Regions from separate parts of the Mus musculus genome. Here all the other regions are linked to region 4. The links are chromatin loops, found by intact Hi-C in ENCODE. Cell type or tissue: left cerebral cortex. All regions are shown on one strand. Links, peaks and the distances in the headings refer to the core of each region. The heading gives the core; the rest is flanking DNA. Region 1 overlaps Kcnh5 (potassium voltage-gated channel, subfamily H (eag-related), member 5). Region 2 has its middle 24 kb from the start of Gm39473. Region 3 has its middle 170 kb from the start of Gm39473. Region 4 has its middle 10 kb from the start of Gm34552.

Region 1 (4,751 bases), core at 206-4,205, 750 kb before region 4:
TTTCAGTAATTCACTGTCAAATGTTCTATTTCTACTAAGGCCCAGTAGCAGGCCATGAGCTGTCTATCAAAAGGGAGAAGAGTTGTTTGCAGATGATGGTAGAACCTTCCTTCAAAATCCCAAATGTCTCTTCTATGATTCACCTGTAGAGGCCTACCAAAACCTCCAAACAGCATCCCTATCTGCCACTGATACCCCAGGTACCACTGGATTTACTGCATCATATGGTCCAAGTGGTAGAGCATCCTGTGCAGCAGCCTTGACCTGTTGATAAGCCTTCTATTCCCGGCCCACTCAAATCTAACAGCTTTCTGAGCCACTTGGCATATGGGCCAGGGTAACACACCCAAGTGAGGAATGTATTGTCTCCAGAATCCTTATAGGCCCACTAAACATCATGCTTCTTTCCTGGTGGTAGGACGGACTAAGTACAATAACTTATCTTTCACTTGGGAAGGAATGTCTCTGCATGTGCCATATACTGGACTACTGGACTTAAGTATTTCACCAAGGTAGAAGGTCCTTCAAGATTAATTGGATTGTGTGTGTGTGTGTTACCAATGGATTTACAGTCATTGATATCTCCTGTTCACTTGGTCCAATTAGTATAATGTAGTCAGTATAATGAACCAATGTGAAATTTGTAGAAGAAAGAGACAAGCAAAGTTTTTTCCAACTAAGTTATAACACAGGGCTGGAAAGTTAACATATCCTTAGGAAAAACTGTAATGGTGTAATGCTGGCCTTGCCAACTAAAAACAAGTTGCTTTTGGTGGCCTTTATGGACAGGTACAGAGAAAAAGGCATTTGCTAGATCCATAGATTCATGCATACCATGTACCAGGAGATGTGTTAATCTGCTCAAGTAAGGATACCACATCTGGTATAAATGCTGTAATTAGAGTCACTACTTGATTGAGCTTTCAATGTTCAACTGTTATTCTCCATGATCCATCTGTCTCGATGGCTAGATAAAAATGTTAATGGGAAATGTATCGGGAGCCATCACCCCTGTATCTTTCAAGTTCTTGATGGTTGCACTAATTTCTACAGTTCCTCCAGGAATGTGATAACATTTTTTTTCATTCAATTTACTCTTCTCCTTGAAAGAGAAAATTCTAAAGGTTTCCAGTTAGCCTCTCCAACTGTAATAGCCATCACTCCACGGGACAGGGAACCAATGTGAGAATTCTGCCAAATTCTAAGTGTACCTATCCCAATTATACATTCTGATATGCAGGTGGGTTTGAGATTTATCAACTTGGATTCCTTTAGAATGTTTCTACTTTGAAGGAATTACAGATAAAGGTGCTTGGATGTATGCAGTTATAGTTTTGCATGAACCTAAGTTCTTAATTCTCTGTAATAATGCCTAGGATCACAAGTAAGTACATATTTCAATATTAAAGAATTTGCCAGTCTCTTTTTCAAGAAGGGTAGCCTAGAATATCATTTCCTAACATAATCAAAGTAAAATAAAAACAATGTAGAAGTGTAAACACATTCTTATTTCCTTTGTTCATCAAGCTACAACTTCCTATCTAAGACCAAATCAATGTTGTCCGTAGCTTGGACCATTGAAGTAGTTCCCTATATTTTTTCTTCCATAGCTATTCTTATCCTAGAATCTGTCTAGACTCTAGAAGCTAGAGTACCCCCTTTAAAAGTAAAAACACAGCACCATTCCTTAGCACAGATATCGCTAGTGGATATAAAACAAAGACTAAATTGCTTACTGTTTCCACATACATGTAGAAATGTATTTCATTTTACTTTTATTTGTTCTTTGAGAATTTAATATAAAATTTGATAATATTTACCCCTCCAAACCTCCCAGATCAACCACATTCCCTACTCTGATGTCTATTCTTGGTTATCAAGTTGACTCCATCTGGAATTAACCCAAGTGGCAGGATACACCTTTGAGAGACTTTTCTTAATTAAATCATCTGAAGTGGGAAGACTCACTTCTAATCCAAATCTCTTGAACTGGAAACATACACCTTTGATACAAATCTTTTGAGGTGGGAAGATCCACCTTTCATCTGGGCCACACCTTCTGCTTCCAGCCTCTATAAAGGGATTGGAAGAAGGAGGCTTGCTCTTTTTGCCTGCTTGTTTCGGCTCTCCCTGACAAGTCCATTCCTTCACTGGCATGCGATCCTGCTCCTTTAGGATTCTGGCATCTACTGAAGACCTGCTGAGACATCCAGCCTAATGGACTGAGCAACTATTAGATTCTTGGACTCTCTGTTTGTAGACAGTCATTTTTGGACTATTTGGACTGTAGCCTGTAAGCCATTTTATTAAATCAATTTATTAAATAAATTTTGTAGTGTATCATCCATGCTACGATGTGATATTGGTGATACAGCTGTTGTTGAGTCATTTCTGCTCCTCTAAATGATAGCTCCTTTATATTCCTGTAAGTAACTCCAATAAAATCCATTGATTCACCAAGTTAGACTGTGGTGGTATCCATACATATCATCAGTTCTCTATCTAGGTTAAGTAGGTGTTTGTACCCATCTGTTCGTACCTCTGTTGGAAATTCTCACACAATTTCATTTGGGTTTTCAAAATGCCATTGATTCATAGTTGATTTTATTTTATTTTTCTATGTTATGTGTGGCTGACTATATCTGCAAGATCTAGATTTCCTACCCTCTTGTTTTCAGTCCCTGATTAGTTTTAAGCCTGGCCACCTTCTTCCTTGAGTTTCTGCTATCTCATTTCAGTGCATGAATAGACATCTTTTCATCTATTCTGGTACTTAGCATCTTCGTGCCAATTGGCTTTACATTTCTGTTTAAGCCTCTGTGTGAGTCCAGCTTCTATAGCCAGACTGTTCCAAGGAAATGTATTTTAATATTCTTCTTAGTTCTGCAGTCTGTAGTGCTTTTGTGGCATATTTCCCTTCAGATAAACTTAGAGGGTTATAAAAGTCTTTCAGACTCATGAAGTGGTATACCTTGAACAGTTCCAGGCTTTATTACACATGTATGTACAGAATATAAAATATGAACACTGCAGATGTTTGTAATCTTGTTTTTTCTTCATTTAATACTACTAAGGAAACTAAGCAAAAATATTCCACTGCTGGTATCAGAATTGAGTATGTTCTGTCCATCCATCATGGACAAGAATTTAAAGTTTCTCCTTTCTCCCCCTCCCCCTCCCCCTCCCCTTCCCCTCCCCCTCCCCTTCCTCTCCCTCCTCTCTCTCCCCATCCCCCTCTCCCTCCCTCTCCCCCCTCCCCCTCTCCCTGAGAGTGTTTATCTTTCCATCTCTTTCTTTCTCTTTCTTTGATGTGCATGTGTGTGTGTGTTTGCATGTGTTGTGTTTTGTGTTTATTGTGCTTGTTTTATTGTGGGGAGAGCCTCTTAAAATTTTAATGTGATGCAACAATATTTAGAGATTTTAGTGGTAGCTAATCCAGTTTCTCCATTTGAGTCCTTTTATCCTTTTGTGGTGTTTTCTTTTCTGATTCTTATGTTCTTACCATCGAATGCTAAGTTGCATGTTGACTTTGTCTAATAATTTAACCATATGATCTTTTGTGAGTGAGTACCAGAGAAATCTTTAAGGAGAAATTATGAATGTAATTTAGTTTTCCTTGGGAGAATGTAAACACAAATCTTTTCATCTCATATATGGCACTGAGGACTGCCTAAAGGAATGATTGCTCTCATGTCTGGTTTGAGATTGTTTGAGTTAATTATAGCAGCACTAGTGACTCAAAGACAGCATCTTTTTCACTAGAAATCCCATCTTTGTATGTGCGCTGATTCCAGAAAACTGCAGCTCTGCATCTCAGTGCTCATCTTGCAGACAACGTCTTTGAAGAGTCTACTTTCTCCAGAAATTTCGTACTGCCTTTATAACCTTTGAAAGGACCTTATAAATCTTGTAACTTCCTGAGATTCTCAAGTGAGTTTCATGAACTTCCTGCACCTTCTAAGTTTCCTGAGCTTCCTGAATCTTAGACTCTGTCCTCTTTCCACAAAGGCTGTTTCAATTTAGTGGAAATAGTTATGTAGTTTTGGCCCATTCCTAAGGTATCTCAGCTAATTCCCATGTCTCTAGGATAATAATGCATCTCTGTTATCTGCTATTGGGGAAGTTTTTAAACTTAAAACTCATTCAATTCTAGGCTTGCCCAACGTGGAAAATCTATTTGTTCAGCCTGAATTGATTTTTTTTTTGTTCTTCTCAATATATGTTTTCATTCATACTTTTATGACTTCAAATTGTCTCTTTGTAGTTTTGGCATATTTCCCATCTGGAGTGACATCTATAGTTCTGGGAGTAGCTATTACCTTAACAATTTAGTCAGGTCTTTTCCAGTGTTCCACATCTGTGTATTTGTGAATGAATCTGACATTTTGTTCGCATTCATGAAACTCACTCTCAAAGGCTGTTAGTGCTGTTAGTATCACAGCAGTTCAGTTCTCCAGCGGTTGTTGAGAATAACAGATTTGTTTTTGTTAAATCAAGAGGTGGGTAATCTCTTTGCTAATTTGCTCAGTAAATACTTAATGATGCTTTCGTGAAATGGTTTCTAATCCACTTAATTTACATAATCTTGTTATTGAATCCTAATAATTTTCCATTTTCTAAAGATCAGCAGACTGTCTAATTTTGCAGCTATTCATAAAACACCTTAGTACACTGATAATTTGTTTTGATGGTTATAAAACAACAGGATCTGAGTGTAGATTTTTGTTTTCTAATGTGATTATCCTCTTAAT
Region 2 (4,751 bases), core at 453-4,452, 520 kb before region 4:
CCCGTGAGACTTTGACTTTGATGAGTAGGAGACTTGAAAGACAAGTTGATACTGTGCCCAAAGAATATATCAAGTTCAAAACTAGAAGCCCCTGCTGGAGACACAGTACAGTAGATAAGAGTACCCTTCCAGAGGACTAAAGTTTGGCTCCCAGCACCCACATTGGACAGCTCATAACTGATTATAACTATAGCTCTACAGGAACCAATAAATTTTTCTGGCCTCTGAGGGTAACCACATAAATGTGGCATACAAATACAGACACTCACATGTTGCCTTAATCATTTCGTCTCTTGCTGTGATAAAATTCCAGGACCACCAAGGCAACTTATAGAAGAAAGAGTATCTTTGGAGCTTACTGTTTTAAAGGGTCAGGGTCTATTATGGCAGAGCAAAGACATAATGGCAGGAGCAGCCGAGAGCTCACATCTTGATCTACAAGCAGGAGGCAGAGGAGGAGGAGTGGCTTGAGAGTCTTTTGGAACCTTAAAAACCTATCCCTAGTGACATACCTTCCCCAACAAGGCCACACCTAATTTTTTCCAAATAGGTCAACCAACTGGGAACCAAGAATTTAAACATATAAGTCAATGGGGATCTTTTCCATTAAAAACTACCACACATAGATACAAGTAAAAATAACTCTTAAAAGATGTGGACTTCCAAGGTAGTAACAAGAAAGATGTCGATAGGGGTAGCATAGCCACAACAATATACACAAATTGCACTGCACTGTCTGAAACAGAGTTAATCTCCAATCTAAATGAGACTCTGAATATCTTTGGGATTCCATTTCACACAGAGACGAGAATTCTGTGAAATGTACTTGAAACCTAGGTAGCATGGCTTAGCACAGAATAACCACAAGCCTTTGTCTCTCTGCCTATCTGTGGCTTGATTCTATAGCTTAAAAGTACCAAAAACTTACATGCAAATTCTGCGGGTCTTGTTTAAATGTATTAATTGAATTGGGAATCTTTGATTCAGTTGGCACAGTCAGTTTCTTCCCTTTGTGAGGACATTCGGCATTTGTTCAAGGCTTTGGGTTTTGTTCTTTAAGCTGGGTCAGGCTATTTTCCTTTCCTTTGCTAGTTATTTTTCAACTGGGATTTAACACGATTCGAGGCTATGACTATAGCAATTTTGTACTTCTTTTTAAGAGTGGTGGGAGGATAATTGCTTTACAACATTCGAGGCCCCTTTAAGCTCCTTGGTGAGGAGTGGAGCATCATGAAACCTAAATTCACAAACTGTTTATTTAATTGTTTAACTCAGGCTCGCTGCCGATGGTCGTGATAAGAACACCATGCATCGCCCTGTCAAGGACAGGGCTATTTTAGTTTTAGAAAGATTTCCAGACCTTTTAAAACCTGTATGAGCTCTGAAGGTCTGGAAGACTGATGCATTTTTCACCAGATTAAATAATACATTCAAGTATAAGTGGCTTTCAAAGTGAGGAACTGAAGAAAAGGCCACTGGGGGGAAGCTGCTCTTGCTGTGTCTCCAAGGTGACTGTCACATAGCAATAGGCCTGGCCCCTGATAGGGCCGGAAACAGTGGTCTCTGTGGAGAGGTATGCAGCAGTCAATAGACCCCCTCCCAAGCTGTCACTCAGGCTGGATCTGAATTCCTCAGGAGAGACTTCATTTTCAGGGGAAACAATGTATTTCTTTGGTATTGAAGTAAGGAGATCGCTGCTTGTATCAACCTCCAAAATTAAAAGCCAAGCTCACATCTTAATTTTCTGAAGATGACTCCTCTGAGATCTTACGCTTGCTGAATGTCCAAGTGCATAAGGCAGGAGAGTGTGATAGGCATATCATTGACAAGTACATTATATGGAGCAGGTAGCATCCTTTAACCCCACTTCTGTCTCTTCAGCCTCAATCTTTTTCTCTAAAATAACTTAGCACTGTGTGTGTGTGTGTGTACCCATGTGAGCATGTGTGCGTGCGTGTGGGTGTGTGTATGCTCACATGTGTGGGTGAGTGGGGCATGTGTGTGGGTTGGGGGCGTGTGTGTGTCTGTGCACATGTGTGTGGAGGTTGGAAGTTAACATCAGCTGTCTTTCTCAGTTGCTTTCTTTCATTTTGGGGCTAGGTCTCTCACTGAAACTGGAGTTCACTGACTTGTCTAGACTGGTTGGCCAGAAAGTCAAGGGCTCCTTCTGTCTCCACCTCCTCAGTACTAAGATTACAAACAGGTATAATTATAACTACACCCAGCTTTTTGTGGGTGTTGGGGATCTGAACTCAGATCTTCATGCTTTTTCTGCCAGGGTTTTGCCAACAGCCAGCTTCCCAGGCTCTAGCAATGTTTGGGTTATCTAATTAAATAATCTGTCTGCCAATATTCTGTTAAGTTCAATATTGATTCTGGATTTGAACGCCACATAGAAATGATTCCAACTGCTCATTTTTATTTTTTATTTTCTAAATTAATGGTTTGGGTTTTCCAACATCAAGTCTCTCTAACACATCATCACATCATTACTAAAGATAGAATACTGTCTTAATAATTCATTAAGATCAAACACAAACCTAAGGAAACCCTCCAGCAGGCATCTAGAGAAATGTGAGGGCAGGGGAGTATAGGTGTGAGCCAGAGGTGAAGGATGGAGTTGAAGTTTTCTCACTCTGATGGACAGTGGACAGGAAAATCCAAATTTTGCAGTTTTACAGCATGGATCATTGGGTAGATGGTAACTGAAGGATTCGAGAACGAGCAATCAGACAAGGAGCAGGTGGGAGATGTGAGAGGCAAGTAACTAGTATTTGGAACTAACTGCTGCATGGCTGGGTACATCTGCAGAAGTTCTTTCCGGCTTTCCCATCCTGTAACCACCCTCTTGAGTACCAACAAACACACTCCCTTTTTGCCATCTGCGTTGGTGAGGAAAACCGCAGCTGCTTCCGTGTCCCTGCAGTTGGAAAGCCTTGCGATGCTGTCAGCATTTCAGACTGGTTCCTTGGCACAGGTCCGCGTGGTGGGTGGATTTCCTTGTGGATAATAATAGTGGTGTTAGCTGTTTTCAGCACTTGGCATATGAAGCAAAATTTGCTGAAATCAGGGCACCTGGGGGGAGCATCTTCAAATCGTGTCCTTTTAAAATGTTAACTAATGAACTCCAGTTTTGATGTCTTCCCAGAGCCCATGGGATTGTGGGTAATGAACACCTCAAAATATAAGGTTGATGCCCTGGATGCGATGATAAAATGTGCTTCCTATGCACTTTTAGAAACTGCATAAATGTTCCAGGTCAGGCAGCACAGCAGCTGTCATAATCTGTCGGCATCTTGTCACTCTCAAGCTTTATCCTCTGCGAGGGACTGTTTGTTCAGACTCCGGATTGTTCTTCTCATGAGAATACAGTATTCACAGTTCTATAAATACAGAACAAAATTTACTTGGGGTACTTTGGTGCTGGCATTTAATCTGGACTCTTGATTTTTATGATCAATCCAAACTAACTTTAAACAACTAAAATACCCTTTACATCCTTATGCAATGGATAGAGAATAGGACTATTTTTTATGTGTTATACTGTACTATTTTAAAATGTCTGTATACTATAACTTGGTATTGCCACTTCCTTTGTATACTTTTCGTGTTTTTCAGAACATCTACCCACATCCTTTAGCAAATATACAAATTTCACTGGAAGTGCACTCACTTGTTCTCCTTTGTGAGACTCTGAGTTTGACTCTCTGCACTAGGAGGAAAAAAAGATTGTTTGTTGTAAATATTGTAATCTGTATTTCCATTTAAGTGAAAATGAGATGAAAATAAACATCTCTAAGGCATCGATTGAGAAAATTAAATAAAACTCGGTCTTTAAAAACTTCTCAATATGTCATATTTTAAAACTTAAATCAATGTCCCAGCTCTTGCCAGTCATTGTATTTTAAATTAATCAATTCCATTGATTTATATTTAGTGCCTTTTAACTAAGATGGAATGATTAGTCCCCAGTGTCAAGAACTGAACAGTCAGGTAGTTGCTGAATTCTTAATTTAAGAGCTTTCTCATGCCTACTCCGAATTCTCAACATATCTACCCACCAGTTTGGTCTTTATCTACATCAAATGACTTAAAGTCCAAGTTTCATCTACTGGTCAGCCAACTCTTTGCCATCTTAAATACAATTAATCTTCTCTAAGATGAACTTCTTCCTATTAATTCTCTTTTTGAAAATCATCAGTAGGCATCAATTTCTTAGTTAATATGAGATTGAACCTGTTAGCCTTCAAAGATCCCACTGATCAAGAGCATCGTCTCCAGTTCAATATTGTGCTGTGTGTCCATTGTTATACTAGTATCTTCCTGCTCCATGGGCCACACTACTCTCCTCTCCCCATTGCTTTCCCTTGGTTATCATGCCCTCTCCTCTGTCTATTCAAAGTCTATACAGTATCATTATCCTGTTTCCCATCCCATTGTTGCTTTGACTTTCCCCTTGTATGGTCTCTGACTTAGTCTCTGTAGTTTAGTAGCAATTAAAACAATATTTCAAAATATCCAAGGTAGAAATTAACTTTCAATTTTGATTAAAAGGGGCTCCATGTTTTTTGTGTGTGCATTATTTTGGGGGGGGGGGAGGGAGGGTCTGGTGTTTTTTTTCTGGTTTTATTTTTTGTTTTGTTTTGCTTTTCCTTTTCTAATTTTTTTTTTAATTTTTAAGAGACAAAGCACATGAAGTTGGGTTGGTAGAGAAGCAGGGAGCATCTGGGATATTTGGGAAAGGGGAAAGA
Region 3 (4,751 bases), core at 307-4,306, 330 kb before region 4:
CCCTGGCGTTCCCCTGTACTGGGGCATATAAGGTTTGCAAGTCCAATGGGCCTCTCTTTGCAGTGATGGCCGACTAGGCCATCTTTTGATACATATGCAGCTAAAGACAAGAGCTCCCGGGTACTGGTTAGTTCATATTGTTGTTCCACCTATAGGGTTGCAGTTCCCTTTAGCTCCTTGGGTAATTTCTCTAGCTCCTCCATTAGGGGCTGTGTGGCCCATCCAATAGCTGACTGTGATCATCCACTTCTGTGTTTGCTAGGCCCCGGCATAGTCTCACAAGAGAGAGCTATATCTGGGTCCTTTCAGGGAAATCTTGCTAGTGTATGCAATGGTGTCAGCATTTGGAAGTTGATTATGGGATGGATCCCTGCATATGGCAATCACTAGATGGTCCATCCTTTCGTCACAGATACAGCACATTTTTAAAATCACTTACAGTTACACATAAAGCTTTGAATATCTTATTTGATTAGGTTTGAAAAGTTTTGAAATACATTTGTATATCTAGATGTGGTGTGAAACATTTGTAATACGGTATTTCCAGGAAAAGTTAACTCTCTAGATATCAACCATCTCTGTACTAGTTTCTCTTGTTCTGAACTATTTCAGGGGGTGGGAGAAGGAAGTTTTAGAAGAAGGGATTTGGACTTTCCAAAATAGCTCTGTGTCAACTTCCCACACAGCTACACAGCTTATCTTTGACTTAACACATCCATCTGATCTTGAGATTGAGTGCAGTTTATTTAGGAAAGTCTGAATGAAGGAGGGTTCAGGGCATCTGTTTCTTGAATACCATTTCCAAGAAACTAACAGTTGGGTTACCTTGTAAAAGTGTATCTCTGTACACATTTCCAACCTTCTAACTTAGAATCTTTGAAAAAAGGCCTAGAAATCTGTCTATACAAACCTTTACAAGTTTTCTTTCCTCCTCCTCCTCCTCTTCCTCCTCTTCCTCCTCTTCCTCCTCCTCCTCTTCCACCTTCTTTAATCCATCCAGCATTGAACTGAAAATAGGTGTCTAGGAACCACTGTTTTGGAGTGGTCTCTAACAACACTTGTAATTTTGGGGCACTGACTTCTGCTTATGGTCTTCCAATTGACGGAATATTTACTGAGCATACTTTATGTGTTAAGATCAGCATAGGTTAGGAGATAAAGTAAGAAAATTGATATGATTTTTTTACTGGATGGACCTTTAAGTCTAATAGAAAAGTTTGTGGGGTCCACTAATAATTCTAATGGCTGTGACAAAGAGATGTGATAGAGGATGGGATAAAGAGTAAATGGAGGGTGGAGGCAGAAGTAGCACCTGCCAAGTCTTGAGGGATCATTATATGATTAGCATAAGGATAATGGAGAGACTGAAGAGAAATGGAAGAAGACACTAGGAACATTAGCAAAGCTGTGCTATTTAAATGCATGCACGCAACATGTACACACACACACACACACACACACATACACACACACACACAAAGGCCAATAAGGTTGGTAGTAAGCTTCATTCAAAGGAGACCCTGAAAGATTCTATGTCTAGTCATACAATCAACCCATACTAAGAGACCTTGAATCTTGCTTTACCTAGGTACCTGTGACAAATTAAACCATTGGACGATTCTGAACTAGAATCCTTTGTTTAAATACTCGTCTCTTGTTTGTGTTTTAACTCTCACTTTCATAATTACAGCCAGCCTGAAGATGTTCTTGGTGATAATGTGAAGAGAGCTTTTCAACTCAACAGTTAATCAAAGGCTATAAGCAACAATGATGATGGTGATGAGGAAGGCTCCACACATGGGTGATATTTGTCAATTTCTAACAACCACAACTAGAACCACAACCCAGGACTCAGAGAGGTGGGGAGGGGAGACTTGAGAAGAAGGATATAACACTGTGTGAATCCAGTGAGATTGGCAGACACAGTCTAATACTGTGGAATCATACTGAAGGAACTCTAAAGAGAGACATTATCAGCCTTCTGTTGATGAGTTATTTAAAAGATTTATGTATCTATTTAAAAAATAAAATGAGTTGTGTCTTACATTGCTTCTAATGGAGCAGTGGCACCAGAGACTTGCATTTTCAGTTCTGCAGAAGAGGTTACTGCTGTTGCTATGGTTTCCATGATGTGAGGCTATAAACCCATGGAGCTGCACTGGTACCCAGTTATGCAATTCTATTGCAGCACATCGGGGCATGCTATTTTTTTCCCCTGTGTTTTTATTTTACTTTATATGTCATAAAAACTTCGAACCACACATCAAGATGATGATAAATCATTCCTATTATTCTTATGTCTTACAATTTCCCCCATACTTTTAGATACAGTTACAGAATTTTATATTTAGTAAAAGTATAAGCTGTTCTACAAATTTTTTGATTCTCTCTCTCTCTCTCTCTCTCTCTCTCTCTCTCTCTCTCTCTCTCTCTCTCTCTCCTTCAGGGTGTACACACTTTAATAGCAAAATTAAGGCCAGCTATATTTTATATTCTTGAAGCAAACCAAGTATATTTCTTCATTGAAACCCTGAGACAGGCTTGACATATTGTGCTCATCCTTACGAAAATAGTGTATGATAATAGGAACTTTAAATCAATATTGTTTACTAGTAGTTTATTACAGTTTGATACAATTGATAGTTAAATATTTTAAGAGAAAGATTCTATTGTCTATTCACTTTCTGAATGTTTAAATGGGTAATTTTTGTGTTGTCCACTACTGCCTTGTTCTGTTTTCTGTAAGCATGACCCTTGAAAAAAAATAAAGTGAATTTACATAAGAATGAAATTCTATATTTCTTATCTAAGCCAAATATGTTTTTCTTTGTTTTTTTGTAAGTTAGCATACAAAATGGTGGGTGACATTATGACATTTTCATACATGCATGCCATGTTTATCTCATACTCCTCTTTAGTTTTATAAAGTTTCATGTGTTCACATTTATTCTATAGATACATTATTTCCTTGCAACTGATCAATAACTTTAATCCTTTGATATCATTTATCTACTAGAATGTAATCAGCATTCTTAAGTTGACAGCTACAAAATCACAGGAAAACCATTGAATCACACAAGAGTACATACACCTATGTGAAGAAAAAAAAAAAAAACATTCTTTCAAAAGCTTTTCTGATCTAGTTTAAAACTCCTTTCCAAAAATAACCTGTAGAATAGCATATAATTCTGAAAATGTTTTAATAAAAAATAATATACAGCCTTGTACATTATAGACTGAATTTAGATTTATACTGTACTTGGACATATTTGAAGTACTAAGATATAAAAGGCAATGATTTGTATAATCTTCATTTGATAAAACATCTTACTGTCATCTGGATCATGTGTGTCCCTCACAAGCCTGTATGTAAAAGTCTTGGATGCCAGAGTGGTGGCACTGGGAGACATTAAGAAGCCAGGAGAGAAGCCTAGTCTTTATCATTGGACTCATGCCATTAAGGGAGATTATGATGCCCTGGCCCATTTCTATCTTGAATTCTGCTTTCTGGTTCATGAAGTAAGTACTTTGTTATATCATTCTGTATAGCATAATGTGCTGCCCCACAGAAATGACCGTTTCCTCGTTACAGGTAAATTTCCTTACGTGTTTTGTTATATTGATGGAAAGTTGGCAAGATATATCACTTCCATCTTTTCTTTTTCAATATTGAGAAATTACTTCTCTACTTCTATGGAGTTTTAATTAATACATATTCAAATTATGCCACATAAAACCAAGTCTTAAAATCAATTTATAATTCAAAAATTTTTACATAATGTAATTCAAAATTCAATTTTTATATTGGATAAAAGTGGTGTGTCTCCGTGTCTGTGTGTCTCTCTCTGTATCTCTCTGTCTTTGTCTCTCCTTTTCCCTCCTTCTCTCTCTCTCTCTGTATGTCCCTCTCTGTATCTCTCTGTCTCTCCCCCTCTCTCTGTATGTCTCTCTGTGTATATCTCTGTGTCTGTCTCTGTCTCTCTCTCTGTCTGTGTGTGTGTGTGTGTGTGTGTGTGTGCGTGCGTGCGTGCGTGCGTGCGTGCATGCCAGGCTTTTATCTTTCATTTTTTAAAGGTTCCACACATGAGTATATGATATTTACATAATTTCCTTCCCCTTCAACCTTCCAACTCCTTCCATCCCCTCCATTCCCTCTCAGATTCATGACCTCTTCTGTTATTTATTTTACACAGACACACACACACACACACACACACACACACACACACACCCCACTTAAAATTGTAGCCTCCTCTCTGGAATAACAAAACCAACAAACAATACAGGTGCTTCCTCTCTCAGCAGCCATCAACTGCCTAAAACTCTTCATATATGAGCAGAGACCTGGAAAATTTTCCTTCATTCATGTTGGCATGTCATCTGGTGAGGTTTTTGCAGGTCTTCTGCAGACAATCATATTGCTGAGAGTCCATCGGCACATCTCCGTCTGTCTGGAAGAGTTCTGTGCTACCATGAAGCAGTTCTTTTGATGCCCAGGCTCTTGCAATCCACCTGTTCTCTCTTTTATGGAGTTCCTGGAGCCTTAAGTATAAGGGTTGTGTTGCAGATGTCCCATTGTGGTTGAGAACTCTACAGCTGCTTATATCCTTCAGTTTGGACAGATGTGGAGTGCTCTACTGCCACAAAAAGAAACTTCCCTGACAAGATGTGAGAGCATTGCTTCCCTACATGTATCAGGATGAGCATCAAGAGAGCAGTTGGAGACTGTACCACTTTAGCAGCATGATAGA
Region 4 (4,751 bases), core at 524-4,523:
TTTGCTGCTAATGGGATTACTGTTGTGTGAGAATATATGTATCTTAGCACCTGCATGTGGCTTTTAGTACTTTTTCCTGGGGTCTGGTTTGGTTTTTTTTTGTTGTTGTTGTTGTTTGTTTGTTTGTTTTTGTTTTGTTTTTTCCTGTTTGCTGTGTCCTTTTCTGAGTTTTTTACAATCTCATTTTTTAATGCTCATTTGTAATCTAATGAGAGATTTTTAAAAAGGTGTATATTTGTGTGGGTGGGGATATAGGGAGGAAATAAGAGGAGTTGGGGGAGCAGTCACAATCAGGATATATGGTATGAAAAAAATCTATTTTCAATAAAGACTTATATCATTCCCCAAGTAGCTAAACTCTAACAAAGCTTCCATTTTAGAAGGAAAATAACTCCTAGACTGAAAGTGTATACAAACATACACATATCTCACACACATACAAACACACACACACAAACACACACACACACACACACACACACACACACAGGGGCAGGGATGAGAAGTAAGTACACACAGTAAATTCTGTTGTCCTGGAACATCCAGAAGGTGCCGCAGACACAGGATGGAGTATTTGAGGGGGAAACTGTCGGTGAGCCAGGGAAGAACATACAAAAGCCTGAGACATGTTCTAAAAGCCTGAGACAGCAGAGGCACCGGGCACGCTGTCTGCGGCTGCCCACATTTTCATATTTCTTTGCTAGTGGAATCTTGGACGACAGTTCACTTCATAGAGATGCATTTACCCAAGTAATTGAGTGGGGACAGTGGACCAAGATAGCTGTCCTCATAAGGGTGACCTGTGTGGTTGTCACTGGACTCATAGAGCTAAAGCACCAAAGAATACTCTTTGGAGGGTCGAGTAGGAAGGCAGCTACAAGGTGATGATGAGCAGCCTCAGGATAGCAACACCACACAGAGACATCTTGTACAATGGCAGCTAAGATGCCCAGACCCCAGACGTGATTTCTGCCTACCTTACTAAGATGGACCAGAGGTGTGAACCACACCTGTACTACAGTTATGAACCCTGCCATCCATTAAAACTTTCAATTCCACAAGAATGTGAGTGAACAAATCTGTAAACTGTCAAAACTCAATGTTACATGTTATTATATAATGTATATTCACATGTGTATGTATTTCCATCTATAATGTTGCAATAATGAAAAACAGTGTGTGTGTGTGTGTGTGTGTGTGTGTGTGTGTGTGTGTGTGTAGGTGTGATTTGGCTTTAGTAATGTATTTTGAAGTGATTTTTTTTTTTTTTTTGCTATAAACTCCTATTAGTTTGACAATATCTAGCCTAAAGAAAACATATTCTATACTGGTTTGTGTGTGTGTCCTCCCTTTAATTACACAATGTTATTATTTAGCTTCCCCCAAAAAGAGTTCAGATATTTTAACACCTTGGACAAAGTAAGTGCTTTCCATTGAGGGCATGCCACCAGATCTATGAAAGAAAACAGACGTGTGCACACACATACATGTCCAAAAAAAATGTGAGTTAGGAACAAAACTGTTGTTTATGTGAGTATGTCTCAGGAAAAGAGAGCAATTATTTTTTTCCAGTTTAACACTACTTGATAAATACTAATTAACTAACATCAAAATCCAATCATTTTAACATTAAGGCCATAATATGTCAATTTTAATGTCTTATTTAGAAGAAATAGCCTCTCATTAAAAGGGGTAGAAACATATAGTCCCCACTCTGTCAGGATCTGTCTGTTCAAATGTTTCTAGAGCCCATTCCACATGCCAGGTGCTGAGCACGGAGTGCTTATGTATGCACCCATCACGCAGAAAGTTATGTATGCACCCTTCATACAGAAAGCACTGTACCCACGTGGCTCGTCTCCCAAGCTTTCTCACCCCTATGATTCCATGTTGTTTCTCCTTCTCCGGCCAGCTTGCTCGCCCACCCTAGAGTTGGGCATGTTTGGATGGAGAAGATGTCCCTGTGGACCTGTCACCACCCAGATCCTCCCTCAGGAAGGAAGGACAAGTCCTGCTGCCAGCCTGCTCTAGAGAGTGGATAACCTGTGGGGAAGGGAGGTCCGCTAGAGCCAGACCTCGATTGAGTACAGCCCATACCTAAAGTCAGATCAGTGTGGGTCCATACAGGCCTCAGCAGAACCATGCTATTATCAGAGCTCATCAGAGACTCTTTGTGTCTCTCTGTCTCTGTTTCACTCACATCCCCTCCATCCTTTCCTCCTTCTTCCCCTCTCTCCATTTTGTCCACAAGGAACAATCTCAAGGCCATTACCAAAAGCATCCTTTAATAAGCCTTTAATAAGCCTCTGAACTCCTCTCTCTCACCTTACAGCCAGCTTTCCAGGGGGATCACTTTGCAAGCCCTCAGTCCAAGGAGCGATGCCAAATGGCAGAAATGCCAAGGTGAGAGTTTCTGACAACCTCTCCTGCCTTTAAGGGTGAGAAGTCTAGGACTGTGCACAGAGTGAGGACAGTGCCTCTCTGCTGTATCAGCGACTCTTGAGTACAGCACTTTCTGTATGCTGCGTGGATGACTCTGCCCTGAGCACCTGGAACAGCACCTGGGATGCAGAGTAGGTCTGAGAAACATTTGAACAAATGTCTGTTACTTTCTGCCCCCAGAGAATAGCATAATTTCTGGAACTAAAGTGGCTGGGATGCATAGATTTTGAGGAAATAGCTACCATAAGGACAGTAGAATTCGGTAGCTACTGCCATCTGTTGATGCCCTAGAAAAGAAATCACAAAAAGCTGAGATGAATAAATTGACAATGGCTAAATATAAAAGGCAAAATACTTGGTGGCAAAATAGATTCTTATCGCCTCAGAAGGGGAGCAGAAAAAGCTGTGAACCCCGCAGTGGAACAACCAGTGTCCACAGAAGATGAAAGCCAAGGAAGAAAACTGCTCTCCCACAATCAAAGTATAGACAAGAAAAGAACAGGATGCAGACACATGGGACAGGGACATCAGGCTAATGGACTACAAGATCTCGAGTCTCCAGACCCATGCAATCCTGTGCCTACGAACGTGGCTCAACCCCTCAGTTATGGGATGTCACTCAGTTTGCTTAAGGACCACGATAGAGATCCTGTTCACACAATGGAACATATGCCCTCTCAAGATTTGCCCCGATCCTTCCTTCCCACTTGGTCGATAAATATTGTTAAGTCACAGCATAACTCAGTTGAGAACATGGTGAAATAAAGAGGGGAGTTTACCCTGAAATAACTGCATGATGTGGAAGTGGCCAGAAACCTAGAAATAGGGCAAGGTTTTGAATGTTCTAGACCAAGATGGATAAAACAAATTTGAATAAACACTTATGAAATTGAGAGCAATTTGTTATGACACAGCATAACCTTGGCAAGGATACCTTGGAAACGGTGCAGACATGTGACTAAGATACCTTCTCAGAACATGAACATGGTTATGGGCCCACAGTGAAATAACATCATAATTACCTTAAGGCAATGGCAGGGGAGATGCAAAAGTATGAAGATGGGATTATCAAAATGGGAATGCAAAGCCAGAAAATCTAACAGGATGCTCTGTTTCATAGGAAGGTTATATGATAACAAAGCAATAAGAAACTTCTAGTTCAATGGGCAATAGCTTGGTCATGGTATCTCCACATAGGCCATAGCCTAGTGCAACAATTGATTCCTAAGGCTTACCAATACCAAAAGCATTCTTCATCTTTGGAATGGTGGATGCCATGTTGCCCAGAACTTAACAAGAAGAAGGCATATAAATTATTATAATTTGTGACAACAAAGTACAGACAAGAGAGAGCCAGGCCTATGGACATGGCCACTCAATAGCAGCTCCCTGAGAGAGCGCCAGATGCCAGTCCACACAGATAGTCTAGCTGTATCACCAGAGGAAACCCAAGAGTTGGAAGGCTGTCCTCCAGTCTCCAGATCTGAGCCAGGCTCTACAACAAGAAGCTACTGATGAAGGAGACACCAGTCCTCCGGGAGGAAGAATGCAGTACCTTTACCAAGAATAAATGTCCCAGTCTCTTCCAAAAGAGACTTAAGCAACTACTCAGGAGATAGGAAAACATTAGGAACCGATGTAATACTAAGTTTAAATATTCAGCCTACATGAATGACTGGCCAACAAAATTCTTAGACCTCAGCTCCAGAGAATTCTAAAGGGTCAGCCCAGACCCATGGCTCCCAGGAGATTAGCTGAGGGGCTTTCGTGGTAGGGTGTTACCGCTCACCTTCTGTGGTCAGCTCTACTTCCTTCTCTTCCTTTCACAGATATTTATTGCCTAAGTACCTGATATCGGATGCTCTGATCTGAGGCAGTCTCCTCAGAGCCCATTTCCTGTTTTAACCAGTCTATAAAACTGAGAAACTGGTGGGCAAGAGGTGACAGGCCTTCTTGTGCTGAGGAATCTTCTGTTGCTGCTTCCAGATGTCATCTCTGCCTTTCTGTCTTCCTGTGGGCTACATCCTCCAACCTCCTTTGCCTGCTGACTTCTCAGCCCTGGGAGAGCGAATGTGAACACATGAGCCAATTACAGTCTATGTGACCTGGCTCCCTTGTAGGCTGGCCTTGGCTTGGACCAGGGCTACTGTACTGTGAAGAACCTATCACATGAGATCTCTCATGAGATAGCCTCAGTTCTCTCCAGTGTCTCCTAGCTTCACCCTGCCCCCTGCTCTTCCCTTCAGCTCTAAGATCTGAAAGGATGCTCATCTGGGGAGCTTAATTGCCTTGCTTTCCCTTAGTGCTGC

What was found. Hi-C counts contacts between places; a loop is a spot of excess contacts. Peaks named below come from ENCODE experiments on the same cell type or tissue, not always from the same donor. Only the 100,000 strongest peaks of a DNase experiment are listed, where the experiment ranks them.
Region 1: a loop joins it to region 4, with 4 times the contacts of the local background. A loop is called at or near these places in 2 of 42 quality-filtered maps.
Region 2: it touches region 4 in a loop (5-fold over the local background); 2 of 42 quality-filtered maps call a loop at or near these places.
Region 3: it touches region 4 in a loop (4-fold over the local background); 2 of 42 quality-filtered maps call a loop at or near these places.

What each region holds. Positions count from the first base shown.
Region 1 is chr12:75,078,941-75,083,691 of GRCm38, reverse strand. The region is part of intron 7 of Kcnh5 (potassium voltage-gated channel, subfamily H (eag-related), member 5); the gene reads left to right. Among named protein-coding and RNA genes, the nearest start is that of Kcnh5, 96 kb to the left of the region's middle. In left cerebral cortex, for the core only: no CTCF peak of the experiment used is centred there; a DNase peak (open chromatin) is centred at 2,653.
Region 2 is chr12:74,847,331-74,852,081 of GRCm38, reverse strand. No RefSeq gene overlaps it. Among named protein-coding and RNA genes, the nearest start is that of Gm39473, 24 kb to the right of the region's middle. In left cerebral cortex, for the core only: no CTCF peak of the experiment used is centred there; a DNase peak (open chromatin) is centred at 2,944; H3K27ac peaks cover 394 bases.
Region 3 is chr12:74,654,608-74,659,358 of GRCm38, reverse strand. No RefSeq gene overlaps it. Among named protein-coding and RNA genes, the nearest start is that of Gm39473, 170 kb to the left of the region's middle. In left cerebral cortex, for the core only: no CTCF peak of the experiment used is centred there; DNase peaks (open chromatin) are centred at 723 and 2,106; H3K27ac peaks cover 574 bases.
Region 4 is chr12:74,324,839-74,329,589 of GRCm38, reverse strand. No RefSeq gene overlaps it. Among named protein-coding and RNA genes, the nearest start is that of Gm34552, 10 kb to the right of the region's middle. In left cerebral cortex, for the core only: a CTCF peak has its summit at 2,719; a DNase peak (open chromatin) is centred at 2,753; H3K27ac peaks cover 601 bases.